4 separate regions of the Homo sapiens genome follow, and regions 1, 2 and 3 are each linked to region 4. The links are chromatin loops, found by intact Hi-C in ENCODE. Cell type or tissue: B cell. All regions are shown on one strand. Region 1 has its middle 43 kb from the start of MTHFD1. Region 2 has its middle 68 kb from the start of PLEKHG3. Region 3 overlaps MTHFD1 (methylenetetrahydrofolate dehydrogenase, cyclohydrolase and formyltetrahydrofolate synthetase 1). Region 4 overlaps ZBTB1 (zinc finger and BTB domain containing 1).

Region 1 (8,000 bases), 170 kb before region 4:
AAAACCCCCTGCTTTCCTTTGTTTGTGCGTCCTCTCGTGGCAACCAGACCTACGAGGGGCACCCTCCTGAAAGAGTAAATTTGCCTTGCTGAGAAAATTTATATTCGAGTGCTATTTTCTTTTATTTTGTGGCACTGAAAAATTTGCTTCTAACATGTATGTAGAAGTGGGACTACGTCTTCATAAGGCATGCATGTATTCAATTTTAGTAGATGCTAACTACAGCAAGCAAAATAATGGGTCCCCCAAAATATCCTTGTCCTAATCCCTGGAACCTATGAGTATATTAGGTTACATGGCAAAAGAGAATTAAGTTTACAGAGTTTGCCAAGAGGTGGCCTTAAAATAGGGAGAGCATTCTGGATTGTCCAGGTGGGCCCAACTTAATCACAAGCACCCTTAAAAATAGAGAAGAGGGAGGCAAGAGAAGGAGAATCAGAGAAATTGTAGAATCAGATAAAGAACCAGAGAACAGTAGCTGTGAGAAAGACTGGATGGGCCTGATCAATTCCTACTAGTTTTAAAGATGGAGGAAGGAGGCAATGAGGCAAGAATGTGGGTAACCTCTAGAAGTTGGAAAAGGCAAACAAATGGATTTTCCCCTTTCCAGAAGGAACACACCCTGTTGACACTTTAATTTTAGCCCAATGGGACCTCTAGAACTGTAAGATAATAAATTTGTACTGTTTTAGCCACAAAGTTTATGATAATTTGTTACAGCAGCAACAGAAAACTCGTACACTGCCAGTCTTCCAAAGTAATTTTATCAATTTATATACTTAAGGAGCTTTGAAAAAAATATCCATACTTCAGCCTCATACCACAAACTGAACTGGAATCTCTGGATAGGCCTAGGAAAAAATAATTCCTTAATTAGGTCATTTCATAGCATCTTGAAGGTTGAGAATCATTTATCTAAAGCCTTAAATCTAAATCCAATTCTTATCATTAAAGAAGAGTGTGGCAGTGATTTGGACACATGATTAAAAGCTTTTCTAGGAAACAGTGTTCCAGGTCCTTGAAGGATCTCCCCTGTTTGCTCAGAGTTAACACAGCTAACGTTTTGCACTGCCCCATGATTGAACAATCAGTTCCTACTAACACAATTCATAAAGGAGCATTAACACTAAGCCCTCTTTGTTTTTACAAGAGATTTTTCTTTAATATGCTCAGAAAGTGGCTCTTTCAGAAACTGGCCCACCTTAACACCTTGGCCTTCATGGAGAGCTTGGCTGTAGGAGCTGGTAGGGCCTCCATTTCCTGAGAGAAGGGTGTCCTGGAAGGAGGAGAGGGTCTGCCTGTTTCATGCCCAGGCTCCTGTGTGCTAAGGCTGCAGCAGGCAGATGACCCTTGGGCCGTGGCTCTGGGGAAATTCTGAATAAGAAGGTGGTTCTTACAGCTTGAGCAGGCTGGGCTGCAAGTGGAGGCTCTGGTCAAGGTGTCCCTCACTTTTCCTCTTTTGCTAGGCTGGTGATATTATTGAGAGGAAGGATAAGCAAGTTTCTTACATTGCAGCCAGGGATCCTAGAATCTGGGGAAAGAGCCTCCTTCCCCAAGTTTGCAGCACAGCTTCTTTGGTAGCGATACCACTAACTACTGAAGTTCACTCGGCAACAAATTTATAAATCCTGAGAAGCCTTGGGCAGTTTCTATCACAAAGGTATGTCATCAAAAAGAATGAAGGGTGATGTAATGTTGAAGCTAGTATCCATGTACCTTCCTGACAGATGTCAAATATTACAGTGCTTCCCTTTAAAATCAAAATATTTAGGCTGGGCACGGTGGCTTATGCCTATAATCACAACACTTTGGGAGGCTGAAGTGGGTGGATCACCGGAGGTCAGGAGTTCGAGACCAGCCTGACCAACAAGGTGAAACCCCGTCTCCACTAAAAATACAAAAATTAGCCGGGCGTGGTGGCAGGCCCCTGTAGTCCCAGCTACTCAGGAGGCTGAGACAGGAGAATTGCTTGAACCTGGGAGACGGAGGTTGCAGTGAGCCGAGATTACGTCACTGCACTCCAGCCTGGGTGACACAGCAAGACTCCATCTCAATAAATATATAAATAAAATCAAAACATTCCATGGCATGCTGAGATCCTTACAGTGCACCAGTGTGCCTTGGCACACAGTTTGGGAATCATGGCTGTGGCCATTTGGAAAGTGATTCTCATTTATCCCTTGAATGAATATTCAAGATAATTATTTTGTTCCAAAATGGTACTTCTGTAAGGTCCAGTATAATCTCACCCCGCCCATGCTGAAGAGCTCTCTAAAACAGGCATCGAGTCCCACAGGCCTGTCCAGATTCTGACTTGTTCCCACAGAGGATATCTTGGGTACATCTAAAACTACCTCGGAAGGTGAGCAGTTTCCATTTTTATTTTAAATTTTAAATTTTATTCATTTATTATTTTTTGAGACAGAGTCTCACTCTGTCGCCCAGGCTGGAGTGCAGTGATCTTGGCTCACTGCAACCTCCACCTCAGCCTCCTGAGTAGCTGAGAATAGTTTCTTGAAAGTCACTAAGCTACAAACAACCATTACAGAAATCAAGATATGTTATTAGTTTGGGTCACCCAGGTATTATGTACAAAGAATTGGTACTAGAAATTTAGTCTTATTAAACATTATTAAATGTAATATATTCTACTTTCAAACAATATTTTTAAGCTAGAAAAATGGTCTCTTCTATTACAATAACTCTATTTAAAATTTCCTTTGCATTTAAATTTTTTCTTGCTTTTACACTTTTATAGAGTAAACTTAATTTTATTGCTGCTTATTTTGTTATTTTTCATCCATAAGGTAATTACGTTTTGGACTTCTGATTTGCTGAATGATAATACCAGTCCCCTAAAAACACATTTTTCTACCCATCCTCCAAAAACCATAGTGATCAACACGGAGATCAAATAAAAACTACCTATAAATCATGCCTAAAGCAAAACTAGAGAATACCACAAACTTCAATTTGCATGTTAGTGGGGAAATAAATATTCTAAACCAGCAGAGGCAGCTACAGAGGAAGGTGCAGCTAATTTTCACTGGTGTAGAACACAGACAACCTTACCCCCAGAAACAAGACAGATCATAAATGGTGAAATACCAAGAACAAATCTGAGATCTGGTGGATCAGAACACTGACAAATGAAGGAAAAGCAAGGGTCTTGGAAGCACATGAGACCAAAAATGGCAGTTGTAGAGGGCAAGGTTTCTGAGGGGAGAGGGAGGTAGTTGTGTTCCTTGGAGGCTTGGTAATAAAGGAAAAGAAAAAAGCAAACAGTGGAAATTAATATGTTTATACAAATGAGACAGTATTACAGAATCAGACATCATATAAACCCTCACTCCCAAAAAGGCTTGATCTAGTAAACTTTAGAAACTGCACTCACTGTGCCAACAGAAGAGGGTAGTATTGAGCTAAGGAACCTAGTGAGTAAGCCCTGCCTCCAGCTACCCTAAAGTAGAAACATCTGAAGACCAGAGCAATTCAAGGAATTTGAAAGTGAATACAGACAAATGGCAAATTATATTCACATAAAATTACTTTAAGAAGAAAATAGAAAGACACTATCATCTAAACTGTTCAGGCGATGAAAAAAAAAATACTCCCAAAAGACAGCCATGGGCCGGGCATGGTGGCTCACACGTGTAATCCCAACACTTTGGGAGGCCAAGGAAGTTGGATCACCTGAGGTCAGGAGTTCAAGACCAGCCTGGCCAACATGGTGAAACCCCATCTCTACTAAAAATACAAAAATTAGCCGGGCATGGTAGCACTGCCTGTAATCCCAGCTACTCAGGAGGTTGAGGCAGGAGAATTACTTGAACCCAGTAGGTGGAGGTTGCAGTGAGCCGAGATCATGCCATTGCACTCCAGCCTGGGTGACAAGAGCGAAACTCCATCTCAAAAAAAAAAAAACAAAAAACAAAAAAAAAAACACAGCCGTGAAACACAGGACAAATATTTGACACAACACCCCTGAAAAAAATTAAATATCAATTTTTAAAGGATTTGCAAAAATGGGGGGAAAAACTTTATTTTGAATCAGAAATGTAATAATTCAGAATAGTCCAAGATATCTAGATGTGAGAGTTGAACTCAGGCAAGAAAACACTAAATCATCTAAAAAGTGAAGAGTGAACTACAAGGTGACCAAAGGAAAACAGATTTGACTGAAAATAAAATAAGGGACTAGACACGGTGGCTCACACCTGTAATCCCAGCACTTTGGGAAGCCAAGGCAGGAGAATTGCTTGAGCCCAGGAGTTTGAGACCAGCCTGGGCAACATGGTGAAACCCTGTCTCTACAAAACATACAAAAATTAGGTGTGGTGGTGGCACGCCTATAGCCCCAGCTACTCGGAAGGCTGCAGTGAGAGGACTGCTTTAGCTCAGGAGGTCGAGGCTGCAGTGAGCCATGAGCATGCTACTGCACTCCAGCCTGGGCAACAGAGTGAGACTCTGTCTCAAAAAATAAAAGAGAGGAATAGAAACAATCAAGAAAGTGAACACACAGAAGTTAAAGAGAGAAAAAAGTGAAAATGCTAATATCATGACTTTATGTTTTAAGCATATCTTAAGGTATAAGTTTCATAAGCAACTAATATATGGAGAAGTGACATATAATTTAAAAATTGCCCCAGATGATCAGTTGGCCTTTAAAAAATTCTCTCGAAATATTTGCTTTATAAGTATAGTGAAAATCTAAGCAAGTTAAGAAGCACTACTATATTCTCCTAGACAGTGACACAGAAAGTGACACACATGGTTTCCCCTGAGCTTCACATGATGACACATGATGTCATAGAACTCTACACTCCTGGTCACTTGTTAGAGTATATAAAATAATCATATATCCCATCCCTAGCCACTGTGGGTTTAGCAGGGATAAGCACTTGACCTAAACTGGGTCAATAAGACCTTTTCTTGGGATTCTCTCTCCTGTCACAGAAACTCCATATAAATCTCCATGGTTGCCAGTGATCATGTTTCCTGTCATGGAGAAAACCAACCAGCAGTCAGACAGATGAGCTGACACATAGATGCCAAGAAGTGACCATGAGAAAGGGCTTGTAGGTTCCAGGTGCTGATCCTGGGGCCCAGGTGTATCTCCGCCCACCTGGAGGTTAGGTTGTTTAACTCATGATTCCATAAGCCAATATTCCCTTTTGTCAAGTTAGTTACAGTCTAAGTAGGCGTGGGTGTTTATCACTTCAACTAAATTAATTTTAATTTTACTATTTTGAAAAAACCTCTTGTTCTTGTCCTGATACTTCTTCAGGTGCGCTCTTTGCTGTTGGGGGCTCAGAAGTGACAGCATCTAACATCTGCTGGGTCTTCTCTTTGTCTGATCTTGCCTTTTGCTCTGCAGAGTCTAATGTAGTTTTCAAGTTTTCTGTTTTCACAACTGCCTTCTCTTTCATCGTTTCAACATTTGCCTTCTCTTTCATCCTTTCAACATTTGCTAAAGATTGCCTGAGCTCTTCAATTGTTTTGTCCTGTGACAGCATATAAGATGGGGGAAAGGAAGGAAATAACTAGGATTAGATCTCTTCTAAATAACAGTTATGATAACTCTTGCTTCTTTTCCTTTTCTTTCTTTTTTTATGAAGACAGAGATATATGGAAAAGAAAAACATTCCAAAATTTCTGAATTAAGAGGACATTTCTCCATGATCGTGCTCATCAATAACTATTACTTAGCACTTTTATTAACTGGCCACTTGGGATTTAAAGAGTCTTAACATGTTTTCTGCATCCTCAAAGGTCTTAAAGCCCTACATTAATCAAATACAGAAATACAGAAGATAATTGGCATTTCAGTAAGAGAAATATTGCTGATAAACTGGCATATCAGTTGATCAGTTATTTAGTGCCTGTTTGGCTTAAGGCATAATTTTTGAAATAGTATAACTGAAGTTTGATATGGAGAAGGTCCAAAGAAGAGTCCCCAAAATGACTACAACTTTTAACTATTACCCCAATAAGAGACACAAGTGAAACTAAAACAAAAAACAGACTGGGTGAGGTAGCTCACACTTGTAATCCCAGCACTTTGGGAGGCCAAGGCAGGCAGATCACTTGAGGTCGGGAGTTTGAGACCAGCCTGGCCAACATGGTGAAACCCTGTTTCTACTAAAAATACAAAAATTAACTGGGCATGGTGGCACGCGCCTGTATTCCCAGCTACTTGGGAGGCTGAGGTGGGAGGATTACTTGAACCTGGAAGGCAGAGGTTGCAGTGAGCCAAGATCACGCCACTGTACTCCAGTCTGGGTAACAGAGCAAGACTCCATCTCAAAAAGAATAATAATAATAAAACAAAAAACAAGGGATTTGTAATAATAACACTTAGAATACAAGGAGGAGGATATATGGATATATGGGGGTTTCAATTGTATTGGTAATATTTGTTTCTTAAAATGAGTGGTGAATTCCAATTTTATTCTATATGCTTAAATATATATTCTTTTGTATGTATGTAAAATAATTTTAATATTAATTTTTTTAGCTTCAATGAAAAGCATGCTGCTAAAATGGTAAAAGACCAAAGCTTTAGTGAATTTCTGAAAGCCTCACTTCCTTTACTTACTTTAAGGACATTTACTCTTGTCAGCTGAGTTTTCATATTTTTATTTGACAATTTCAAATCACTGAGCTGTCTCTGAAGTTTCTGAATTTTCTCCTCCAATCTTTGCGTAGTAGCAATCTGCAAATTCTGCCAAATATTCAATAACATTTGTTTTGTTGCATGTTGTCTTTCTCTAGCTTTTTGAACTTCTTGCTATGCTTGTCTATCTGGGAATGCTTAGTCCCTGAGTTTTCCTTTGCAGAAATCAACAGTATTGAAGTAAAAAATTGTGCTTTAAGATGTTATTATACACTAGCATAATACCACATCCACTCCAGACTAACACACTGCAGGCTTAACAATACTTCCATAAGTAAAATATTTTTCACCATAAATAAGCATTATTAAAATAATCAAGAAAATAAAATATGACAATAAAAGTGATGACTCAGGACTACCAAGAGTACAATGAAATAGATTTTATAAGCACCAAGCAGTAGCATAGATTAGTTCAACTTTTCTAGGAATGTATTATAAAGAAATAATCAAATATGTGGATAAAGATTCACACACGGGCCGGGCACTGTGGCTCAAGCCTGTAATCCCAGCATTTTGGGAGGCTGAGGAAGGCAGATCACGAGGTCAGGAGATCGAGACCATGGCCAACATGATGAAACCCGGTCTCTACTAAAAATACAAAAATTAGCTGGGCGTGGTGGCAGATGCCTGTAATCCCAGCTACTGAGGAGGCTGAGGCAAGAGAATCGCTTGAAACCGGAAGGCGGAGGCTGCAGTGAGCGGAGATTGCACCACTGCACTCCAGCCTGGGCGAAAGAGCGAAACTCCGTCTCGGGGAAAAAAAAAAAGACTCACACAAAGATATTATTTATTTTATTTTATTTTTTAAGTTAGGGTCTTGCTCTGTCGCCCATGCTGGAATGCAGTGGCGTTATCACAGCTCACTGAAGGCTTGACCTCCCAGGCTCAAGTGATCCTCCCATCTCAACATCTGGAGTAGCTGGGACTACAGGGTGTGCACACCCGGGCTTTTTTTTTTTTTTTTTTTTTTTTTTTTTCCCTCAATCTCCTGGGCTCAAGTGATCCTCCTGCGTTGCTCATCCAAGGTGCTGGTATTACAAGGGTGAGCCACTGCACCCGGCCATAAAGATATTCAGATATTCTTTTTGAATATCTGAGAGTTTCGCTCTTGTGGCCCAGGCTGGAGTGCAATGGCATAATCTTGGCTAAATGCAATCTCCGCCTCCTAGGTTCAAGTGATTCCCCAGCCTCAGCTTCCCGAGTAGCTGGAATTACAGGCGCTTGTCACCATGCCTGGCTAATTTTTTTATTTTTAGTAGAGACAGGGTTTCACCATGTTGGCCAGGCTGATCGCAAACTCCTGACCTCAGGTGATCCGCCCACC
Region 2 (8,000 bases), 120 kb after region 4:
GTAATAAAGTGCCACAGATGGAATGGTTTACACAATAGGAATTTATTGTCTCTCACTTCTGGAGGCTGGAAATCTGAGTTTAAGGTGTTGGCAGGGTTGGTCCCTTCTGAGGGAAGGATCTGTCCCAGGCCTTTGTCCTTGGCTTGTAGCTGGCTGTCTTCCTCCTGTGTCTCTTCACATGGTGTCCTTCCTGTGTGCATCTGTCTCTGACTTCCCTTTTTTTTTTTTTTTTTTTTTTTTTTTTGAGACAGAGTCTCGCTCTGTCGCCCAGGCCGGACTGCGGACTGCAGTGGCGCAATCTCGGCTCACAGCAAGCTCCGCTTCCCGGGTTCACGCCATTCTCCTGCCTCAGCCTCCCGAGTAGCTGGGACTACAGGCGCCCGCCACCGCGCCCGGCTAATTTTTTGTATTTTTAGTAGAGACGGGGTTTCACCTTGTTAGCCAGGATGGTCTCGATCTCCTGACCTCATGATCCACCCGCCTCGGCCTCCCAAAGTGCTGGGATTACAGGCGTGAGCCACCGCGCCCGGCCGACTTCCCCTTTTTATAAGGACACAAATTATGTTGGATCAGGGGCTCACCCTACTTCAGTATGACCTCATCTTAACTAATTATATCTGCAACCACTCTGTTTCCACATAAGGTCACCTTCTGAGGCACTGGAGGTTAGGATTTCAACATAGGAATGGGGCTGGGCACAGTTCAGCCCATAGCAGATGGTATGCGGCTACAGAAGCATCAGGATGGGAAGGCATGTGCTCGTGTCCTTGTGGGGGTGGAGGCCCGGAGGCCGTCTGCCACATCCTTCCCTGTCTTCACTGTAGGGTGGCTGGGCCGGGCTGGGCCCCCACCATCCTATGCCTGCCACTGGCTTGCTCAAGTGAAGCTGGTCCCACCTGGCCCTTTTAGCCCCTACATCTGTGTTTCCTCTGGTCATTTGGTTTTTGCATTTTGTGGCGTCTCATTCTCCCCCAACCTTCTGGAATCCACTGGTTCTAAGGACTCAACCCCTTAGGGCTTTGGGCCCCCCAGCTGCCTCTACATTCACCTTGCAGGGCTCAGGGCTCTGTGAGGCTGTCCGGCAGCCCACCTTCAGCCTGGGGGGCCCATGTTGGACCCGGACCTTCCCTAAGACACTTGAGGAAAGAAAAAACAGCCCCACTGTTCTGGAGTTTCCTAAACTTACCCAACAGGAGCCTTCTAAACCTACCCAAGTGGGGAGTGGGACCTGCTCCCCTTCCCTGCCCCACATACACTATTTGCCTTCTACCTTCTCTCTCCCTCAGCTTCCCACACTGGAGATACAGTCTATTTTCCCCCAGATGAGTGGGTGCTTAAGTTATCTCTACCTAAGGCTCGTAGTAGAAGTCAACATAGAACTCTAAGCTATACTTTTGATCGTTAAAGTGAACTTTTTAGAATTTAGAAAAAAAATTATCTACTCAAAACCAAGTCTTCCTTTCAAGAGTAGTGGCCTTAATTTTTTGATCATGCATTCCTAACAACAAAAAAAACTTAAGCACATACATAAATGTATATTTAATATATTTGTGTATGCCATATATATTAATATATACTTGGTTATATATGTATATATGGTAACATGTATATCTGTATATGGTAGATATACATGTAACACTGTATTAATATATTACATGCGTTATAACACATACATCCCAAAATGGACATTTTAAAAGATAAGGTAAAAAATGAAAATAACAATTCTAATATTTGCTTTCTGTCCCCATTGTGCTGTCTTGGGCACACCCCACTTTAGAGACAATTTTTCACTACTATTGTCTTGCAAGGGATTAAAAAAAATGAATTTGGCAACCAAAACTAAGCAGTGAACTGGTTGTTCCCAACAGTATCTCTCTTTCCCTGAAGCATAGAAACCTGTTGATTAAATGAGTGGAGAGCCACAGAGCATCATGATTTAAGTGGAAAGAAAAATATACCCCTTCAATATATTCAAGAATATAAATTCCATTCCATGGAAACCAAATACAATGGGCTGGCCCTGATTGCTAAGGCCTGAGAGCAAAACAGACTTTCTCAGGAAGGAGAGCGGGAAGGAAGAGCCACCAGGAGGTGCACAGGGAACAGGGCAAAGAGTACTGAGTTCTGTGTGTTGGGAATAAAAAAGGACATGCAGTCGGAATCAGGGCTTCACTGTGTTTCCCATGGGCTGAGCAAATCCCCCTTTTGAATAGCATATGGCATTGCTAGTCCACATGGAAGTCCCCATGTCTGAACACCAGTCCTGATTGTAGGTACAGTCATAGGACATCCTTGTACGTATAGCATTTCCCACATGGGAGCATTTGAGAACCCAGGAAGTCAGAGGAATTAACTATAATTCTGTCCTTGCATTTCAATAAAGACCTCGGACAAAGACTGGGGGATTTCCAGCAACTAGTCACTTACCTTAGATTTGTTATGTTGGTTATGTTGCAGTGTGGTCAAGTAGAAAAGCAGAAAGTTCTTGAATCCTGGCTACTGCTTGTAAGTTAGCTGACTTTGGACAAGTTGACTGTGCTAAGCCTTGGTTTCCTGTCCATAAAATGGCCCAATACTAAATAATACAATCTATACATAGTGTCTATCATATCGCATGGCACACAGTAGGCATTTAGCAATCCCCATTAAAGTTAGCCAATAGGCAAAGGACAGACTTAATAAAAGTTTCCCCTCAAATTTCCTAGCATCTCCTACCTGCCTGATGCCTGCCCCTCCAACCAAATCTTGGAGGGGTTAAAGTGGTCTGTTTAAAAAAAAAAAACTTTTTAGGAATGTTTGACTTTTTAATTAACTTTAAAATTAATACAATTTTTGCATAAGAAACGACAATCATTAGGAAAATTACCAATGAGTTTTTTTGTGTTTTGTTTTGAGATGGAGTCTCACTCTGTCACCCAGGCTGGAGTGCAATGGCACAACCTTGGCTCACTGCAACCTCCACCTCCCAGGTTCAAGTGATTCTCTACTTCAGCCTCCAGAGTTGCTGGGATTACAGGCGCCCACCACTATGCCCGGCTAATTTTTGTATTTTTAGTAGAGACGGGGGTTTCACCATGTTGTCCAGGCTGGTCTCAAACTCTTGACCTCAAGCGATCCACCTGCCGCGGTCTCCCAAAGTTCTGGGATTACAGATCTGAGCCACCGTGCCCAGCACCAATGAGCTTCTTACCATGTTTATTTTGAACCATCTCCCCTCCACTTCCATAGTATTTGCATCTGGATTTGATGCGAACTCCCCAATCATGATACATTCACGTTTTTTATATGAAGCTCTTGAAAATCTGACCATCCTCAAAATCAAAAGGAGTGTATGAGGCCAGGTGTGGTGGCTCAGGCCTATAATCCCAGCACTTGGGGAGGCCAGGGTGGGAGATGGCTTGAGTCCAGGAGCCTGAGCAACATAGACCCTGTCTCCACAAAGAAACAAAAACAAAAAAAATTTTTTTTAACTTGAAAAGATGTGTGTCACCCATCCCCAAACCTGGGACTTCAGGCTGTACGGCAGATGGTAGAAGTACTTATGTGAAGGCTGTGGGTGGGAGGAGACACTTCTCACTGCTGCTTGCAGCTGAACCTGCAGTAGCTCCCTACTGGAGGTGCAGGCATAAACCTGGCAAAGCCTCTATTGGGCCTGAAATGTCAGCAAACAGCCGCCACCTGTAGTTACTCGTGTGGGTACCAGCGCTATCCTCAGATGGCCTCTCTCACGGTCTCCCTGGAGGTGTGCTGGGTTCCGGGGGAATCACAGCTGAGCTGAGCCACTGGAGTCGGCTCACCAGATTTGCACAGAGCTGGCCTTCCAGGAAGTGGGGCAGCAAACTGGCAGGTGGGTGACGAGGGTGGCAGGACAGGCGGTTGAAGCTGGGGATTGGAAATAATCCTCCTGGAGGTGTTTCTGGAAGGACAGATCTGTGGTAAGCATCACAGTGAGGGGCTTGGGCAGCCGAGAGCAGCTGGTGATGCGCAGGGAAGGAGGTGCCTGCTCCTATTTCTACTAAAGCCTACTCTGTTTATTTTTACTAAAATGTTTTAAAAATAAAATGTATAAAAAGACGAAGTTTTGAAAATTACAACACAGGCATGGTCTTTCTGCCCCCACGTTTGTCTTCACGTCTCTAGGGCGACCTGTTGGAGGCCCTCGTGGGCTCTGGCGGAGTGAGAAACACTGCCACCTGCTGGGCCTTTTGAGAATGTCAGTGAACTCCGCCCGCCAAACCCAGTTCCAAACCTTCCCCTCAGTTGCAGGTTCCGAGATCTGTGGCAGGCTTTGCCACTGGCCCCAGGAAGGAGTTACTCAGCTGACCAGAATATAGAGATAATCAGCTAGACCTTGTTTTTTACCTTGAAGAGAACTGGATTAAGTGAAAATTTCAATACTTGCCTCCTGAAATAATCTATTTTGTCCTACAATTTTATTGCCTCCATAGAAATGAATACAGCCAAATAGCACTAGATTAGATAAGCAGAACTGTCCTTTAATAGCTTCAGCCTTATCAGCTACGGGACATGGGGCAACCTTCAATTTAGTAGTTATATCTACCACACAGAATTATTTTAAGGATCCAAAAATCTTGGCACATAGTAAATGCTCAATAAATATTAATAGTAGCTCTTATTCTTTTTTATTTTTTGACACGGTCTCATTCTGTTGCCCAGGCTGGAGTGCAGTGGCACAATTATAGCTCACTGGAGTCTTGAATTCCCAGGCTCAATTAATCCTCCCACTTTAGCCTCTTGAGTAGCTGGGACTAAATCGTGCCTCGCTAATTTTTGTATTTTTTGTAAAAACGGGGTGTCGCCATGTTGCCCAGGCTGGTCTCCAACTCCTGGGTTCAAGCTATCATCTGCCTTGCCCTCCCAAAGTGCTGGGATTACAGACATGAGCCATGGCACCTGGTTTTATTATTCTTAATTTGGTTCTAAAATACTATATAATCTAAGAAGATGGTAATATTAACCCATTATTAACCTAATATTTGGTCAGGGAGTGTATTTTAGATAAGCCTCTTTGTTCTCTTTGGCTAGGGTTCGGTCCTAAGTGAGGCATAGATCATGGGAATATTCTATGATGATGGAAATGGGCTATGCCAGCCCTACCCACTCTGTTATGCAGGGTCATCCTGCTCTACCATTCTCATTTTCTCGAAAAACAAAAAAAGAAACCAAAAAAGCACACACACATTGCAACATACACCAAGAACTCTGACCAGAATGTGCTGACCAGAAAAACTACAGCTGACACGTGGAGGAGAGGAGATAAAGGCTGTGAGGATTTCTTTTTTTCTTGAACCCCGGAAGGCCAATGTGTCTGGGCACGTTTACTTCTGGCCTTAGAATTTTAATGTAAGCCACTAATTAAAGTTCAGATGTGATTCACCAGCACATTAAAACAAAACAAAACAAAAACCCCTAATATATTGAAACAAGTGAGAGGAGGGTGGATGATGAGAAATTACTTAATGGGCACGATATACATTATTCTGGTGATGAATGCATTGAAGCCCAGACTTCACCACTAACAAGATACCCATGTAAGAAAATTGCATTTGTCACAGCCATAAAAAAGAACGAAGTCATTTCCTTTGCAGCAACATGGCTGCAGCTGGAGGCCATTATCCTAACGCATAGGAATTAATGCAGGAAGAGAAGAGCAAATACTGCATGTTCTCACTTATAAATGGGAGCTAAACATTCCACTCTCATGGACATAGAGATGGCAAAAATAGACACTGGGGGCTGGGTGCGGTGGCTCATGCCTGTAATCCCGGCATTTTGGGAGACTGAGGCAGGCAGATCACCTGAGGTCAGGAGTTCAAGACCACCCTGGCCAACATGGTGAAACCCATCTCTACAAAAATTAGCCGCGCATGATGGCGGGTGCCTGTAATCCCAGCTACTTGGGAGGCTGAGGCAGGAGAATAGCTTGAACCCAGGAGGCAGAGGTTGCAGTGAGCCGAGATCATGCCATTGCACTCCAGCCTAGGCAACAGAGCAAGATTCCGTCTCAAAAAAAACAAAAAACCCCCCCAATCCAAAAAAAGAAAAAAAAAATAGACAATGCAGACTGCTAGTGTGGGAGGGAGGGAGAAGGGCAAGGGTTGAGAAACTATTGGGTACTATGCTCACTGCCTGGGTGACAGGATTGATCATATCCCCAACCTGAGCACCATGCAATGTGCCTGGGGAACAAACCTGCACATGTACCCCCTGCATCTAAAATAAAACTTGAAATTATTTTTTAAAAGAGAAAAGAAAATTGCATTTGTGCCCCTTAAATTTATGCAAATAAAAAAGAAACATATTGAAACAAAGCAAAACAAAAATTAGAGAGGCCATCTAACGGCAAAGCCCTGTGTGCTGGGGAGTGCAGGGGGTGGGGGAATGGAGGAGAAGATGTTACAGGAAAGGGGTCCCCATCTAGACTCCAAGAGAGGGTTCTTGGATCTCATGCAAGAAAGAATTCAGGGCCAGCCCACAGTGCAAAGCAAAAACAAATTTATTAAGAAAGTAAAGGAATAAAAAGATGACTACTCCATAGACAGAGCAGCCCCGAGGGCTGCTGGCTGCCCATTTTTATAGTTATTTCTTGATGATATGCTAAACAAGGGGTGGATTATTCATGCCTCCCCTTTTTAGACCATATAGGGTAACTTCCTGACGTTGCCATGGCATTTGTAAACTGTCATGGCACTAATGAGAGTGTAGCAGTGAGGATGACCAGAGGTCACTCTTGTGGCTATCTTGGTTTTGGTGTGTTTTGGCCAGCTTTTTTACTGCAACCTGTTTTATCAGCAAAGTCTCTATGACCTGTATTTTGTGCCGCCCTTTTACCTTATCCTGTCATTTAGAATGTCTTAACCGTCTGGGAATGCAGCCCAGTAGGTTTCAGCCTCATTTTACCCAGCTCCTGTTCAGAGTTGCTCTGGTTCACAGGCCTCTGACAGGACCACAATAGGAAACTCACTTAGCTAAACATCTGCCAAGACAGTGAGAGAGAAAAGAGGAGGGGAGGGAGAGGGAAGGTAAGAGAAAGTGAGAACAAGGTTCTGTAGAGCCAGGAAACCACCCCCTGAGCAGCTCCCTTTCTCTGCAAGACTTGCAGTGGAGGGCATGAAGCATAACCAGATGCAGCTCCTCTGTGAGGAGACTCAGGGCCTAGGACTGTTCCTTGGCGTTCAAACTGTTGCAGGATTGTACCTGAGCCTCAGCCCTTGATAGTTTTCATCAGATACCCTCCTGGCCTGATGTGAAACCAGGCAGCACTCCATTCATACACAAGTTTCCCCTTTGTTCACAGAGGTGCAATCTACACAAAACGCGCAGTGAAAATGTGCACATGTTTTTAGGGGGAGACTTTGTGTTGGCATATCCCAACTTAGGAATCCATTGAACTGAGCATTGCAGGTATGTACTCATATAAATTATGTCCTGTGAAAAATAGGAAAGAAGAGCACATCTGATCACTGTAAAAGCAGTTAATTCGGGCCAGGCGCGGTGGCTCACGCCTGTAATCCCAGCACTTTGGGAGGCCGAGGCGGACGGCTCACGGCTCATGGAGTCAGGAGTTTGAGACCAGCTTGGCCAATATAGTGAACCCCCGTCTCTACTAAAAATACAAAAATTAGCCGGGCACGGTGGCATGCGCCTGTGGTCCCAGCTACTCGGGAGGCTGAGGCAGAAGAATCACCTGAACCCGGGAGGTGGAGGTTGCAGTGAGCAAAGATTGCGCCACTGCACTCCAGCTTGGGCAACAGAGACTTCATCTCAAGGAAAAAAAAAAAAGCAGTTAATTCTTAATTTTTTTTTTTTAAACAGGGTCTCACTGCAACCTCTGCCTCCTGGGTTCAAGTGATTCTTGTGCCTCAGCCTCCCAAGTAGCTTGGACTACAGGTGCCCGCCACCATGTCTGGCTAATTTTTGTATTTTTTGCTAGAGACAAGGTTTCACCATGTTGGCCAGGCTGGTCTCAAACTCCTGAC
Region 3 (8,000 bases), 81 kb before region 4:
AATTACAACTAAGACTTTTGAAAAAGATATCTTTCAGGGCTTTTGTCTTTCTTTTTCTTTGTCTTTTCTTTCTTTTTTTTTCTTTAAGAGATGGGGGTTTGCTCTGTTGCCCAGGCTGGAGTACAGTGGTGCAGTCATAGCTTACTGTAGCCTGGAACTCCTGGGCTCAAGTGATCCTCTTGCCTCAGCCTCCTATATAGCTGGGACTACAGGCATACACTGCTATGCCTGACTTTGTCTTTCTTAATCTTTAGATTACGAGTCATTCTCTAGGATCTGCTAGGTATGACTTAGTGATTCAGATACACTTAATTCTTTAAACCTTTTTCTCTTTTGCTTTCGTCTTGAAGAATAACTCCAACACCCCTGGGAGAAGGGAAAAGCACAACTACAATCGGGCTAGTGCAAGCCCTTGGTGCCCATCTCTACCAGAATGTCTTTGCGTGTGTGCGACAGCCTTCTCAGGGCCCCACCTTTGGAATAAAAGGTACTAGTGAGACTGGACCATGGGTGGTGACAGGGGACCTGCTTCTCCTTCAGTCCTCCCAGGCCCACGCAACCTATGATACTTATGGGGTCTTCAACTCATTTCAACACCAGGAATGTCATTCTCACAAACCTCTGTAGTCATGCTTTTGATGAAGGCTGTCATTGGATCTCCCCAGCTCCTGCTGTCACTGTTGGCCACTGCACAGGGATTCTCTGGGATGGGTGATATGTAGCTGGAGGTGCTTTTATTTGACCCTCATAGTCCACTGCTACAGTAACCATAAAGGTAATCATAGCTACTGATCATCTTACAGACACTCTAGAGACAATGACAAACCCCACAGATGTTTCACCTTGTTGGGAATAAGAAAAGCCTACCTTTATTGAATATATGCTTTGTGCCAGATATTGTGCTGAGCAGTTTTTGCATATTATTCTATCATCCAGTACGAGATAGTATTGTCACCATTTTAAAATAGCAGCAACTGGGACTTCAGAGGTGGCTTGGTCAAAGGCACCTGTATTAAGTACCAGAGTGATTCTTCCATGTCTATTTCAAGCTCTAAATTACTACCATACTCGCACTTTACCTTCAGATTTTTATTGCTGCGGTACTAAGAACATGTGTTTTTTTTTTTTTTTTTTTTTTTTTGAGACAGGGTCTCACTCACTCTGTCGCCCAGGCTGGAATGCAGTGGTGTGATCTCGGCTCATTGCAACCTCTCCACCTTCTGGGTTCAAGAGACTCTCCTGCCACAGCCTCCCGAGTAGCTGGGATTACAGGCACGCATGACCATGCCTGGCTAATTTTTGTATTTTTGGTAGAGACGGGGTTTCACCATTTTGGCCAGGCTGGTCTTGAACTTCTGACCTCAAGTGATCTGCCTGTCTCAGCCTTCCAAACTGGTAGGACTATAGGCATGAGCCACCGTGCCAAGCTGCTGTCTTAATTAAAATAATGTTTATTAATTATGATAGGTTCTTAGAGTTAGCTTTCTCTGCTTGGTGAGGGTATCACATTTTGCTTGTTCTAGCAATTACTACAAATGTTGACACCGGGAACACCTTCACCCTTCCACCTTTTTTTTTTTTTTTGGAGACACAGTCTCGCTCTGTTGCCTGGGCTGGAGTACAGTGGCACGATCTTGGCTCACTGCAACCTCCGCCTCCTGGTTTCAAGCAATTCTCCTGCCTCAGCCTCCCAAGTAGCTGGGACTACAGGTGCGTGCCACCATGCCTGGCTAATTTTTGTGTTTTTAGTAGAGATGGGGTTTCACTATATTGGCCAGGCTGGTCTTGAACTCCTGACCTTGTGATCTGCCCACCTTGGCCTCCCAATGTGCTGGGATAATAGGCATGAGCCACCGTGCCCAGCCCACCCTTCCACCTATTTTATAAATGTAATCACTTTGTTCTGCTCTTGAGCTTGTCTTAACCCCCTTTCAACTTCAGCACGAGCTATTCCTTGTTCTGCTTATTGAACCCATTATTTTCCTTTTACTCTTACTGCAAATTGCCTCACTGCACGGTCTCTGCCTCACAAAAACAAAATACATATTAATATATCTCTGGGCTGGGTGCAGTGGCTCATGCCTAAAATCCCAGCACTTTGGGAGGGTGAGGTGGTAGATTACTTGAGGCCAGGAGTTCGAGACCAGCCAGGCCAACATGGCAAACCCCGTCTCTATTAAAAACACAAAAATTAGCTGGGCATGGTGGTATGTGCCTGTAATCCCAGACCATTACCCTCCAGCCTGTGAGACAGTATGAGACTCTGTCTAAAAAAATATATATCTGATTTACATTTATTGCACTGATAATGTGGTAACCTGGACTTTTTTTGTTTGTTTGTTTGTTTTTTTTGAGACAGAGTCTTGCTCTGTCTGGAGTCCCAGCTCAGGCTGGAGTGCAGTGGCATGATCATAACTCACTGCAGCCTTGATCTCCCAGGCTAGGACTATAGGCATGAGCAGCCATGCTTGGTGTCCTGAACATTTTCAACTGGCTTTTGGCTAATACAGATTGAGCATCAGAAATCTAGAAACCTGAAATCTGAAAGGCTCCAAAATTCTAAACTTTTTGAGTGCTGACACGATGCTCAAAGGACATGCTCATTGGATCATTTCAGATTTTAAATCCTGGATTTGGGATGCTGGATCAGTATGATGAAAATATTCCAAAATCTGGAAAACAAAAACCCAAATCCAAAACCCAAATCCAAGCATTTTAAATAAGGGATACTCAACCTGTAATCCAAGTAGCCCAAAAAAATCTAGCAATTAGGCTGCTTTCTAACAGCCTAATCTATTTATCTCTATTTAGGAAAAATTATAGTCTTTTTGTTAGGTGTATGTATTTTAAATATTTCTGTTTTAAAAGCCAAAGTAGCTTTATGAGAGTAGGAAATTGAACAGGTTGCCTTTATGTAACTGTCAGCTGGGTGTTTTAACAAATGCCAGTAATTACAAGGAACATATTTCTAAAGATAATGAGTAGGTATATATTTGTTCATGGTTTTGTCATTTAAACTCAGATTTCAATTGAGAGACTAGTATTAGAAAACACTTGATCAAAACTGTCCAAATGATTCTAAAAAATAAATAAATAAATGTGCTTAGTAGTTACAATAATGCATTTGCATTTATTTGATTTCTAAGTCATTGGAGAAGCATGCTTAACTGAGCTTCCACCCTTGACCTGTCCCCTAGGTGGCGCTGCAGGAGGCGGCTACTCCCAGGTCATTCCTATGGAAGAGGTAAAGTATTCTGGGATTTGGCTGAATTAGATCCCCCTTTTTTTGTCGGGGGGGAGGGTGCTGAATTAGCTCCCTTTTTTTCCCCATGACGGAGTCTTGCTCTGTTGCCCAGAGCTGGAGTGCAATGGCGCAATCTCGGCTCACTGCAACCTCTGCCTCCCAGGTTCAAGCAACTCTCCTGCGTCAGCCTCCCGAGTAGCTGGGATTACAGGCATGCACCACCACGCTCAGCTAATTTTGTATTTTTAGTAGAGACGGGGTTTCACCGTGTTGGCCAAGCTGGTCTTGAACTCCTGACCTCGTGATCCGCCCACCTCGGCCTCCCAAAGTGCTGGTATTATAGGCGTGAGCCACCGCACCCAGCCTAGATTCTTTATTATAGCTTTTTCTCTCTGGAGATTAGCCTTTTTTGTAGAGCTCTTAGCGGACAAATGACTTGTTTCTCAGCAAAAGCAACACCTAGGGGGAAAACAACTTAATTTGCAGACTTGTGATACAGCTTGGTTTCAAACTTTGGCTTTCAGTGGGAATGATTATTATAAGCAAATGACCAAATGAAGCATGGTATCGGGAAGCACCAACACACAGCGATTTCAGAATTCATTTATGTAACTGCAGAAATTGGAACATTACATAGACATAGAGTCGGTGCTGCTCCCGTGCACTCCTCCTCGCTGTTTTGAGGTGTGTCCTCAGTAACCCAGTGTGGCTGTTGATCCCAGTGGTGTGGTATTTGTGGTCTCTGGACATCTCATTTTGGAAAAACTGCAAGTTCTGTATTTGGGAGGAGATTCTTCTGTGGACAGATAATTAGTCTTTTATGTTTTCTTTTTCTTTTTCTTTTTCTTTTTTTTTTTTTTTTAAGACAGAGTCTCACTCTGTCACCCAGGCTGGAGTGTAGTGGTGTGATCTTGGGTCACTGCAACCTCCACCTCCCAAGTTCTCCTGCCTCAGCCTTCCAAGTAGCTGGGATTACAGGTGCGCACTACCACACTTGGCTACTTTTTATGTTTTTAGTAGAGATGGGGTTTCGCCATGTTGCCCAGGGTGGTCTTGAACTCCTGGCCTGAAGTGATCCGCCCGCCTCGGCCTCCCAAAGTGCTGGTATTATAGTTGTGAGCTACCACACCCAGCCAGTCATTTATGTTTTCAAGAACTCCCTATATTGGGTGTTTGTCCACTAACTGGGCTGCCTTCAGTATTCCATTGGCTTTAAAATAGGGATTGAGCTTTGCAATAGAATGAAAGTTGGAAAGATACAGAGCAGCTGGGAGACTAATGTGGCTTCTGTTCTTTTGTAGTTTAATCTCCACCTCACAGGTGACATCCATGCCATCACTGCAGCTAATAACCTCGTTGCTGCGGCCATTGATGCTCGGATATTTCATGAACTGACCCAGACAGACAAGGTAGGATGCCAAAGCCCCATGAACCCCATTGAACAGTTTTGAAAGTATTGAACCATCTGAATTAGTGTTGGTGTCTTGGGTGCTGAGGATGCAGGTAGCAAAGCAGTGGGGCTCCTCTCATTTTAAAGCCCCTTTCTTTTCTTTAAGGCTCTCTTTAATCGTTTGGTGCCATCAGTAAATGGAGTGAGAAGGTTCTCTGACATCCAAATCCGAAGGTTAAAGGTAAGCTTTTTTTCTTCCACATTTTTTATATTGTATGGAATCTGGAATCTGATCATTGATTAGGACATAAAAGTCTTCTTGGAGTAGCCTATTTTAGATGAAGTTACATCAGTAATCATAGTCTTAAAGTCATGATATACATAGCAAAGATGGATGGTAGAGGTTATTTCTCATTTATCTATAGATTAGAAGTGGCTAGTGTGGAATAAATAGAACACTGACAACCTGCCCTCAGCTAAGAAAGAAACGACACTTCCTTTATAACATGAACAAGAGTCAGGATGTCACTGTGGCGGCATAGCAGCCTTTGGAGTTTGCATCATTGGGACCTTAAGCAAATTTGTTAAATGACTTGTTTCTCCGCTTACTTGTCTGTAAAATAATACTTGCCTTGCCCTGAATAGATAAGGGTCTGTGTTAAACAGTTAAAACCATAGTTATATCTATATTTTATTTGAATTTCTGTAACAAATACATAGTTAGTAAGCATACACCATACCACCTGACCCAGAAATCTCACCCAAAATAAATGAAAACTCTGTTCACATAAAAATCTGTACATTAATGTTTTTAGCAGCTCTATTAATAATTTCCAAAAACTGGGAACTAATCTAAATGTCTTTCATTGGATGAATAAATAAACAAACTGGTACATCCATCCAATAAAAATAAATGAGCTATTGATACAAGCAACAACTTGGATGAATTTCAGTGGCATTATGCTGGGTGAAAGAAGCCAGTCTCAAAAGCTTGCATATTGCATGCCTCCATTTATATGATATTCTCAATAAGAGAAAACTATAGTGCTAGGGAACAGATCAATAGATGTTAAGGGTATGGATGAAGGGAGGGTATGACCATAAAGGAACAGCAAAGGAGAGGTGTTTTGTTTTGTTTTTTGTTTTCTTTTTTGAGACAGCGTCTCTCTCTGTAACCCGGCTGGAGTGCAGAGGCACAATCACAGCTCACTATAGCTTCCACCTTCCAGGTTCAAGCAATCCTCTCATCTTAGCCTCCTGAGCACCTGGGACTATAGGTACACACACCACCACACCTGGCTAATTTTTTATTTTATTTTTTTGTAGAGACCGTGTCTCACCATATTGTCCAGGCTGGTCTCAAACTCCTGGTCTAAAGCGATGGTCCTGCCTCAGCCTCCCAAAGTGTTGGGATTACTGGCGTGAGCCACCACGTCTGGCCACAAGGGATTTTTTGTTTTTGTTTTTCTGTTTTTTAATTTTTCAAAAATTTATTGGTTGGTTGTTTGTTTGTTTGTTTAAGACAGAGTCTCACTCTATCTCCCAGGCTGGAGTGCAATGGTGTGATCTCAGCTCACTGCAACCTCCACCTCTCAGGTTCAAGCAGTTCTCCTGCCTCAGCCTGAATAGCTGGGGTTACAGGTGCCTGCCACCATGCCCAGCTAATTTTGGTATTTTTAGTAGAGAGAAGGTTTCATCATGTTGGCCAGGCTGGTCTCGAACTCCTGACCTCAGGTGACCCACCCGCCTTGGCCTCTCAAAGTGCTGGGATTACAGGCGTGAGCCACTGTACCCGGCCTGTTTGTTTATGTTTTTGAGAAAAGCTTTTACTCTGTCACCCAGGCTGGAGTGCCGTGGTGCAATCACATCTTACTACAGCCTCAACCTCCAGGACTCAAGTGATTCTCCCACCTCACCCAACTAGGTAGCTGAGACTACAGCCAGGTACCACCATGCCCAGATTTTTATATATTGTGTAGAGACCGGGTTTTGCCGTGTTGCCCAGGCTGATCTCAAGCTTCTGGGCTCAAGCAATCTGCCTACCTTGGCATACCAAAGTGCTGGGATTACTTGCATGAACCACTGAGCTCAGCATTTTTTTTTTTTTTTTTTTTTTAAGAGATGAGGAGGCCAGGCGTGGTGGCTCATACCTGTAATCCCAGAACGTTGGGAAGCTGAGGCAGGTGGATCACCTGAGGTTGGGAGTTTGAGACCAGCCTGACCAACATGGAGAAACCCCATCTCTACTAAAAATACAAAATTAGCTGGGCATGGTGGTGCACGCCTGTAGCCCCAGCTACTCGAGAGGCTGACACAAGAGAATCGCTTGAACCTGGGAGGCGGAGGTTGCAGTGAGCTGAGGATGCCCCACTGCACTCCAGCCTGGGTGACAGACAGAGACTGTCTCAAAAAAAATTGGGTTTGTGTTTTACAACACTTCTTGGTCACTATGATACTATGATTATTTAGGTCTAGGCTTAGGGAAATCTTCTGGTGCTCAGTTATAGGGACAAACATGTTAATAATACCTTTGTACATGTGTGAGTAATGTGAATTTGCAGATATCGGGATAAAATCACTTTTGTCAGACCCAGAAAAAACAGGGCTGGGAAAACATGAAGAAGAGGAGGCTTACACTTACGTGTCTGTGATAAGAACTGTTTGCAAGGCCTGTAATCCCAGCACTTTGGGAGGCCAAGGCAGGAGGATGACTTGAGCCCAGCAGTTCGAGACCAGCCTGAGCAATGAAGCAAAACCTCGTCTCTACAAAAAAATTTAAAAACGAGCCAGGTGTGGTGGCATGCACCTGTAGTTATACCCAGCTACTCGGGAGGCTAAGGCAGGAGCATCCCTTGAACCCAGAAGTTCAAGGTTGCAGTGAGCTATCATTGGGCCACTATAATCTAGCCTAAGTGACAGAATGAGACCTCATCTCAAAAAAACAAAAGCAAAAATTGTTTCCAACAACTTTATAAAACCCCAAAAGAAATCCCTTCACGTCCTTCACACATCTCCTGCTTTGCACAGCTTGCACATTTCAAATGTATACTTATGTTTCCATGACAAGACTTATCACTAGACATTCTTCAGGATGGGAGTAATTCAGATAAGATGCTCTTGAAAGTACACTTATCCAGCAACGGCAACTGCACCAATGAATTGACAACTCTGGCTTTGAGCTTCTGGGAGCGATGAATTCTGTTTTTTTTTTTTTTTTGAGACAGGGTCTTGCTCTGTCACCCAGGCTGTAGTGCAGTGGCACAATCATGGCTCACTGCAGCCTTGACCTGAACTCTCTAAGCAGACTACGTGAAGCTCTCCCTCTTTTCTTTTTTTTTTTTTTTTTTTTTTTTTTGAGATGGAGTC
Region 4 (8,000 bases):
AAATTTGAAGATTAAAGAATTAACCAGATTTTCTTTTGTCTATATGAGATGCATGCAGTCGTTTTTAGAGATGAGTTCCATCCCCACTTTGAATCTGAAGTATTAGAAGAGGCATGCTCTGGTGGACAGTGGGGAGTTAGCAGATGGAAGGGGATTTAGGGAAGGGACTGGACATTCTTCCTGCAAGATGGAGCAGTAAGAGAATGATGAGAGCTTTTAGATTCATGAAAAAGGTGACTCTAGGAGGCTTAGAATGTTCCAAAGGGGCACTTCAGCTAATAGTCATATTCAGAAGAGTGTTGTCTGGTTTACACAAACTGAAACTTAGGGCTTTGAATCAAGAGTCTCAGCTTCTACTTACAAGATAAGCAGTTTTGGGGAAGTCAGCCACTGAACCTGTTTCTTCATTTGCAAAATGAGGATAATAAAAATACCTATCTCAGGGTGGTTGTGAGATCAGTTGTATAATGTATGGGAAAATGCTTTAAATTTTAATTTTAATTTTAATTTCCAACCACTATATAAAAGTTGCCATGATTGAAATAAACAAAAAATTGATAAGCAAAATAAAACTTACCTGTTTAAACATTTATTCATTCAAAAACTCATCAAGTATCAACTAAATGTCAGACATTCAGTAATGACTGAGATACTGCCCTGATGTCAAGGAGCTTGCAGTAAAGCAGGGGAGCCAAATAATTGCAATATCTGCCTTAAGTGTGGTAACAGAGCATCACAGTTGGGATGATGCATTATTGGTACCATATTGTTGTATGTATAGGCTGTTTTGGCAGCACAGAAGAGGCATCTGCCTCACCCTAAGATCAGAAAAAACTTCCCAAAGAGGCCAGGCACAATGTCTCTCACCTGTAATCCCAGCACCTTGGGAGGCCTAGGCAGGCGGATTGTTTGATCTCAGGAGTTTGAGACCAGCCTGGCCAACATGGCGAAACCCTGTCTCTACAAACAATACAAAAGTTAGCTGGGCGTGGTGCCGCATGCCTGTAGTCCCAGCTATTCGAGAGACTGAGGTGGGAGGAACGCTTGAGCCTGGAAGGGCGGAGGTTGCAGTGAGCCGAAATTGCCCCATTGCACTCCAGCCTGGATGACAGAGCCAGACCCTGTCTCAAAAAAAAGAAAAGAAAAAAGAAGTCCCAAACAGAGTGAGCTAGACATTGAAAAGGTTCTAAGCAAAGGAACAGCATGTGTGAAATGGCAAGGCTTTTGGTGTGTTAGGTTATTTGGGATCGGGGGAATCTTAAAGCTTAAAAATGGAGTTAAGTTTCTTAGAATGAACATGCATTTTATGATTTTTTAAAATTGGTTTCATTTTGTTGAATTTCAATTATATGATTGTGATGTTTTCAGGATTTTGGTTTGAATTAAACAAAACTGGAGCCACAAAATTGGAAACAATACAATTTTTTTTAAAATGTGTAGGATCTGGCCGGGTGTGTGGTGGCTCACGCTTGTAATCCCAGCACTTTGGGAGGCCAAGGCAGGCGGATCACGAGGTCAGGAGATTGAGACCATCCTGGCTAACATGGTGAAACCCCGTCTCTACTAAAAATACAAAAAAAAAAAATTGGCCGGGCGTGGTGGTGGGCGCCTGTAGTCCCAGCTACTCTGGAGGCTGAGGCAGGAGAATGGCGTGAACCTGGGAGGCGGAGCTTGCAGTGAGCCGAGATTGTGCCACTGCACTCCAGCCTGGGTGACAGAGCGAGACTCCGTCTCAATTAAAAAAAAAAAAAAAAGTGTAGGATCTGCTCAAAGAAGGAAACTGGGTAATCCCTCCCATCATCATAGAGCTGTCTCACCAGTTATTCATTCAGTAACACTTACTGAATACTTAATATTCCAGAGAAATGAAAAAGCCAAAGTCCTCGCCTTAAAGTTGCTCACAATCTCATGGGGGAGACCAACACATAATTATAACCAATTCTTATTTAGCACTTACTCCATGAGAGATATACTTAACAATAATTCTTCAGAGGTAGAAAGGATTACCATCCCTTCTTAGAGAATTGAAGCACAAATTGACTAAGCAACCTTCTCAAGGTCACACACTTAATAAGTGGCAGAGCCAGAATTTAAACCCAGGCAGTCTGGTTAGTTTGTGCTTTAACACCTACTTTATGTAGCTGTTCTGATTATTAAAATACAGTGTAAAAAGTGCAAAATAAAGAGGTAATACACAATGAGATCAAAACCTAAAATAGTGGGAGAGGAAGGTGTTACAGAGGCTTTCTGCAGGAGGTGATAAACTGATTTTTAAATGATATCTGGGAGGTTCAGACCCAAAGAACCAATCGGCATGAGTAAAACTGCAGGGGAAGTAAGAAATTTATGAAGTATACTGGATGTGTGTGGAGGAGGGTGAAGGTGGTGATGAGCAGTTTTATGTTGCTTGAACATGAAGTTTGAAGCAGGCAGTAACTAAACATGTAAGACTAGATGGGTGGGCATGGAGGGCTTTGTATGCCTCAATAATGATTTTATACTTTAGTCTGAAGATATGTGAGGGGAACCATGGTAGAATAGTGTGATATGATTTTTCTTCTTCATGAATCATCTTCAAAACAGCATTGCTCTGGGAAGAAAAAGATTACCTGAGAGTGAAGGATTTGAGAGACTGGTTGAGCCTATTTTAATAACTCAGGAGTGATAACAGAGGCCTTGCAAGAGCAGGAAAGGTAGGGATGGAGTAGATGGGCAGATTTGAGAAATATTTAATGGGAAAATTGGCAACACTTAATGGTTGATTATGAGGGAGAAGTTATAGGTAGCTCCCAAGTAGTCTAGGTGATTGGTACATAGTGGTGGCAGCTGAGACAAAATACAGGGAGGGGCATTTTTAAGTGGGTTCCAGACAAAATCTGAGTCCACAGAATTAGTACTTTGAAATAGAAGTCCTACAAAACGAACCCTAAGAATATGAATGCCATGTGCAATAAGGGATTTCCTGGTGAAGCGTTTTTAGCTGAGAAAAGCCTACTGTTTACACAGTGCCCTCTGGTGGTCAGAAGATGCTGTGCTGTCTCGTTAGGATGAATGGATTAAAATGTACTTTTCCTCCTCTGCTTCTGGAGAGGGAGAGAGGAATATTCCAGAAGCCACTGTGTTCCTTCTGCTTTCTGTGTGGGTAAGTTCATTTCTTAGAATATAATGCAACTGAACTACAGGAACATCTCACTTATTTGTAAGTTATTTGGTTGGCAACCTCAGCTATCCAGTGCCTTGGCCTGATGCAAAAGAGGAAGGAAATATGATCGCCTGTCAGCAAAATTCAGGAATTAAAACTTTACATCTTATGAGCATTTCCCTAGATCTTCAGAAGATGTTGTGCTCCCTCTTTAGGATGAATGGATATGTAGATTCAATTTTCAATGAGTTTTTGTCTAATTTCACAGCCAAGAAGAGATTGAAATGGTGGGCCACAGGAGATCAGCACACCTTTCAGAAGTGACAGTTGTTGGCTTGCAAGTAAAGAGACAGAAAAATACTAACTAGCCAACAAAGCCCAATCTCCAAAAGCATAACAGTCTGAGGCCATTTTGTGTAGGTGCAAACCCTTGCAAATTTGAACAACTACTATGTTTCAGCAAAACATAATTGTTTCAGAGGAGAAAACAGCCAGCCGGGTGATGCTATATGTGTAGGCTGCAGTTAGAGTAGTATGAAGAGCCCTAGACCAGGATTGAGGAGACCAAGGTCTTATCCTGACAGCCACTAAAACTAAATGTGACTTTGAACATACCACTTAACCTCTTAGGGCCTCAGTTTGCTTTTTGATCTATAAAGCAGTGGGTTGAACTTGATCATTTCATAAAATTCTATAAACTGTAATTATGACATTAATTTTTTTTAAATTGTACTGTGCTTGGATTGAAAAGGCAAAGGAACATTTGTCATCTCTAATTTATTTAAGAGTCCTCTGAGAAGTATGATTATCCCAATTTTATAGATGAGAAAATTGGGCTTAAAGAAGTTCCCGCATAGCTAAACTAGTGGTAGAGTTTGTATTCAAACAAACAGTATATGCTCTCTGGCTTCTTTTTTAATTCCTTCACTTGACAAGCACATATTAAGTGTCAACTATGTGGGAAGAGTGTGCTAGGCACAAGGAAAACAAAGGCCATTAAGCCTTGTCCCTGTCTTTGAGGCTTCAGTACAGTAGGCATTGCTGTATCACACTGCTCCTTGGATCTCTTGTCAGTGCTAATGATACAAGTAATACTACTGCACTGTTAGGCTTAATATATAGCTCCATTATGTCTTTAGGGTGTGGGTATAAAACTAAGCCACCATTTATATTATTGTTTCTATGGGAATATGTGTTTCAAGTTCCAAATAAATTAAAAATAAAGTTTTAGGATATAACCCAGTTATAATTGCAGAACTTCCTGTACTAAGTACTGAATTTGGAGTCTAATGCACAGCCACCAGTGCAGATAGTGCATAAAATTTTCTAAACTTGATCGTGTTTGTCACTTAAGTGCGTTGAAATAAAACCTCTTATCTTTGGGAGCCTCTACAACTGGTTATTCCTGGAAGTTTCAAGGAGAAACCTAGAGAATGTAATAGAGATTGGACCCTATACCCTGCAAGATGGTATTCTAGGAAAGAATTTTGCCAATGTGACATTATTTTTATAGATGGCAGAATCTTTAAGGTCATGATCTTGGGCTTAGAGTCATATTGCCTGTGTTCTAATCCCATGAAGTCCTCTCTTTGTGATATTACAAAGGTTATATAACACTGTATGCCTCTGTTATTTAATCTTGAAAATGAGTCTTATAGCAGCATCTACTTTGTAGGGTTTGTTACGAGGATTAAATGCTAAAATGATACTTATATATGCATACATACACATAAAATGATACCTATATATGGATACATACACAGATATGCACACATACACACATACATGTATATACATACATGTATATATGCAATATATGTGTGCATATCTCACACATATATATTGCATATATCCATATATATCCATATGTGTATATGTGTAATGTATCTGTGAGAGATATATATACATCTCCCTATACATCTGCCTGGAATAGAGCCTGGCATATAGTGAGACATAACAAATGTTAGCTATTCATATTATTATTGTATTACAGTTGTCATTTACTCTACTTTGATAACCTTCATCTACCAGTCCAGTAAAGCAAATCTACCTTCTGTCCTGTTACATTTCCAGCCAAGCTGCTGTGTACCCTCCTCAATTATTTACATACACATCTATATAAATACTCGAAATGCCTCACCCTTGCTTTCTGTTTATCCTACTCATTCATCAAGGCTTTACTCAAATCCTACATCCTTCCTAAAGCCTACTATTTTGGTATAATTAACGCTTTTCTTCTAAACTCTTGCTGAACTTTATTCAATATAGTTTATTTTTATTTTTATTTTTATGTTTGAGATGGAGTCTTGCTCTGTTGCCCAGGCTGGAGTGCAGTGGCTCAATCTCAGTTCACTGCAACCTCTGCCTCCAGGTTCAAGCGATTCTCCTGCCTCAGCCCCCCAAGTAGCTGGGATTACAGGCATCCACTATCATGCCCGGCTGATTTTTGTATTTTTGTAGAGACAGAGTTTCACCATGTTGGTCAGGCTGGTCTTGAACTCCTGACCTCAGGTGATCCACCCACCTCAGCCTCCCAAAGTGCTGGGATTACAGGTATGAGCCACCGCACCGGCCTCAATATAGTTTATTAAACTCCTCAAATTGTTTCTTGGTTTCAAATTTAATCCCTCATATACAGTTATCTCTATTGTACACCATCCTTCTCCACCCTCCATTTCAATGCTCTATCCAGTGTTAGGAACATTATGAGTATTCAATAGATTCTGATATTCTGATGTTAAAATGTAAGAATCCTTTCATTACATTTTAGACTTTTAAAATACTCTGTAATCCTCAAATCCATATGCATACATACATTCAACCTATAAGACATAGAAATAGGTAAAAGGAAACATATATACATAAATCTTCCTTGAGATCCAGAGGTAATTGTAAGTCAGAGATTGGGGTGCTGAATTGGGACTGTGATGCTAGGCTCTCTAGACTTTCACTGAGGCTAAGCGAATCATCTTCAAATGCCTCATTGGTGCTGCAAGTCTGTGACACAATTTAGAGGGTGATTATTTGCCTCACAGAAACACTTTAAAATTCCTTTAAGTTACTTCTTTATTCATTGGATATGCTTATTTATAGACCCTTAAATTATCATTTACCAAGGCTGGAGCAAGAGAAACTTCCAGCAAAACTGTTATTTCCAATTTGAGAGATCTAGCAATGGAGGAAAAATATTTCTGAAATCTTACTATGTCAGTGAGAAATTTACTGAAATAGCTTACACAGTATAACTTAGGGAACACATCTATTGAATAAGACTAGATTGACATGTATGGATAAAGCCACATTACAGATAAAGAATTCAGATTGGGGTAATCACTTGCTCAATAGCATCCAACCAACAAACCCTGTATTAAGGACTCATGCCCTGTCCTTGTTTAGTGTTCTTTCCGGAAGACCATACTGTATAGTACCAAGGAAGTGCCATATATAGAGGTTATTACTATCTGGGTGGTCAGGAGTCCTTAGTCCTAGTATGTGCTTCAGCACAGTTAACTATACCCTGATACATTAAAAACCATGTATCTTTGCCTTCTATGGAATAAGAATGTTAGACTAGATTAGATCTCTCTAAGCTCTAAAAATGTATGATTAAATTACTTAATATGCTTAATGTGCTTGGTGACTGTTTTTAAACTTGAGATGAGCCGTTAAACTTTTTCAGACTAAAATTTTAAAAATCCAGTATAAAACTTTTTGGATCACCTAACTCCTTAATTCTTGCTAGAGTTCTGCACAGTGGGTATCCTTCTAGCCTTAGTGTAACTCTTGGCATTATATAGCTTGTTTTCCTTATCCAAATGACATTAAGTCCTTTGAGTCACATTGGAGGTTCTGCTCTCAGACCTGAGCCCTTGACTTCTAGTTGTGCTAAACTTGTCCTACCAGTGATGCAGCTAGTAGTACAAACAAAAGCAATCACAGATTTCAGTCGTAAAAACAAGAACAGCTGAAATACAAGCTGTCCATTTACTTAAAACCTTTTATAGGCTTTACTAGAACATAAAGTTCATTAACTTTTTTTGGCAGCATTAATAAAGAGGTCAAAAAAATGAAAAAAGAGCAAACTCCTCTTGGAATTTGAGTGAAATTATAATTTAATGAAAGTGAATGCCTCATAATTTTTTTTTTTTTTTTTTGAGATGGAGTCTTGCTCTGTCGCCCAGGCTGGAGTGCAGTGGCACAGTCTTGGCTCACTGTAAGCTCCGCCTCCCGAGTTCCCGCCATTCTCCCGCCTCAGCCTCCCAAGTAGCTGGGAATACAGGTGCCTGCCACCACGCCCGGCTAATTTTTTGTATTTTTAGTAGAGACAGGGTTTCACTGTGTTAGCCAGGATGGCTCGATTTCCTGACCTTGTGATCCACCCGCCTCCGCCTCCCAAAGTGCTGGGATTACAGGCGTGAGCCACGGTGCCCGGCCTCAAAAATTTTTAATGAAAAAATTATCTTCAAGAGATAAGCTAAAAGTCTCACAGGAATTTAGATCCCTCCTCCCCTGCCGCATACTCCTCTACCTGTTTTTGGTGTAGTAATCCTTCTTAAAGCTTTTCTGGGCTAGGCACAGTGGTTTATACCTGTAATCTCAGCACTTTGGGAGGCTGAGGTGGGAGGATTGCTTGAGCCCAGGAATTCGAGACCAGCCTGGGCAACATAGCAAGACCTCATCACTACAAAAAATATACAAAAATTAGCCAGTCATGGTGGCGTATGCCTGTAGTGCTAGCTATTCAGAAGGTGTGAGGTGGAAGGATTGCTTGGAGAATGAGTACCCATATTAAAGCAGGAACAGAATGCTATTGAGGACATTCTGAGCTATGATGGCATGCCAGCCTGGGTAACAGAGT

The links. Hi-C counts contacts between places; a loop is a spot of excess contacts. Peaks named below come from ENCODE experiments on the same cell type or tissue, not always from the same donor. Only the 100,000 strongest peaks of a DNase experiment are listed, where the experiment ranks them.
Region 1: a loop joins it to region 4, with 10 times the contacts of the local background. A loop is called at or near these places in 32 of 110 quality-filtered maps.
Region 2: it touches region 4 in a loop (10-fold over the local background); 24 of 110 quality-filtered maps call a loop at or near these places.
Region 3: a loop joins it to region 4, with 14 times the contacts of the local background. A loop is called at or near these places in 22 of 110 quality-filtered maps.

What each region holds. Positions count from the first base shown.
Region 1 is chr14:64,340,925-64,348,924 of GRCh38, forward strand. It overlaps the pseudogene TEX21P. Among named protein-coding and RNA genes, the nearest start is that of MTHFD1, 43 kb to the right of the region's middle. In B cell, CTCF peaks have their summits at 3,381 (motif pointing right) and 3,580; a DNase peak (open chromatin) is centred at 3,417.
Region 2 is chr14:64,632,681-64,640,680 of GRCh38, forward strand. No RefSeq gene overlaps it. Among named protein-coding and RNA genes, the nearest start is that of PLEKHG3, 68 kb to the right of the region's middle. RefSeq lists an enhancer at 438-940. In B cell, CTCF peaks have their summits at 4,207 (motif pointing left) and 4,408; DNase peaks (open chromatin) are centred at 161 and 4,191; H3K27ac peaks cover 150 bases; H3K27me3 peaks cover 363 bases.
Region 3 is chr14:64,426,987-64,434,986 of GRCh38, forward strand. It overlaps MTHFD1 (methylenetetrahydrofolate dehydrogenase, cyclohydrolase and formyltetrahydrofolate synthetase 1), which reads left to right. Exons shown (of 28, transcript NM_005956.4): 12 at 351-487; 13 at 3,198-3,244; 14 at 4,546-4,653; 15 at 4,801-4,875. Among named protein-coding and RNA genes, the nearest start is that of AKAP5, 35 kb to the right of the region's middle. RefSeq lists an enhancer at 3,065-3,359. In B cell, CTCF peaks have their summits at 3,201 (motif pointing right) and 3,407; a DNase peak (open chromatin) is centred at 3,205.
Region 4 is chr14:64,508,243-64,516,242 of GRCh38, forward strand. All of the region lies in intron 1 of ZBTB1 (zinc finger and BTB domain containing 1), which reads left to right. It overlaps HSPA2-AS1 (HSPA2 and ZBTB1 antisense RNA 1), which reads right to left. Exons shown (of 4, transcript NR_110550.1): 4 at 5,909-6,139. Among named protein-coding and RNA genes, the nearest start is that of ZBTB1, 7.5 kb to the left of the region's middle. In B cell, CTCF peaks have their summits at 3,048 (motif pointing left) and 3,250; DNase peaks (open chromatin) are centred at 329, 2,449 and 3,019; H3K4me3 peaks cover 336 bases; H3K27ac peaks cover 3,741 bases.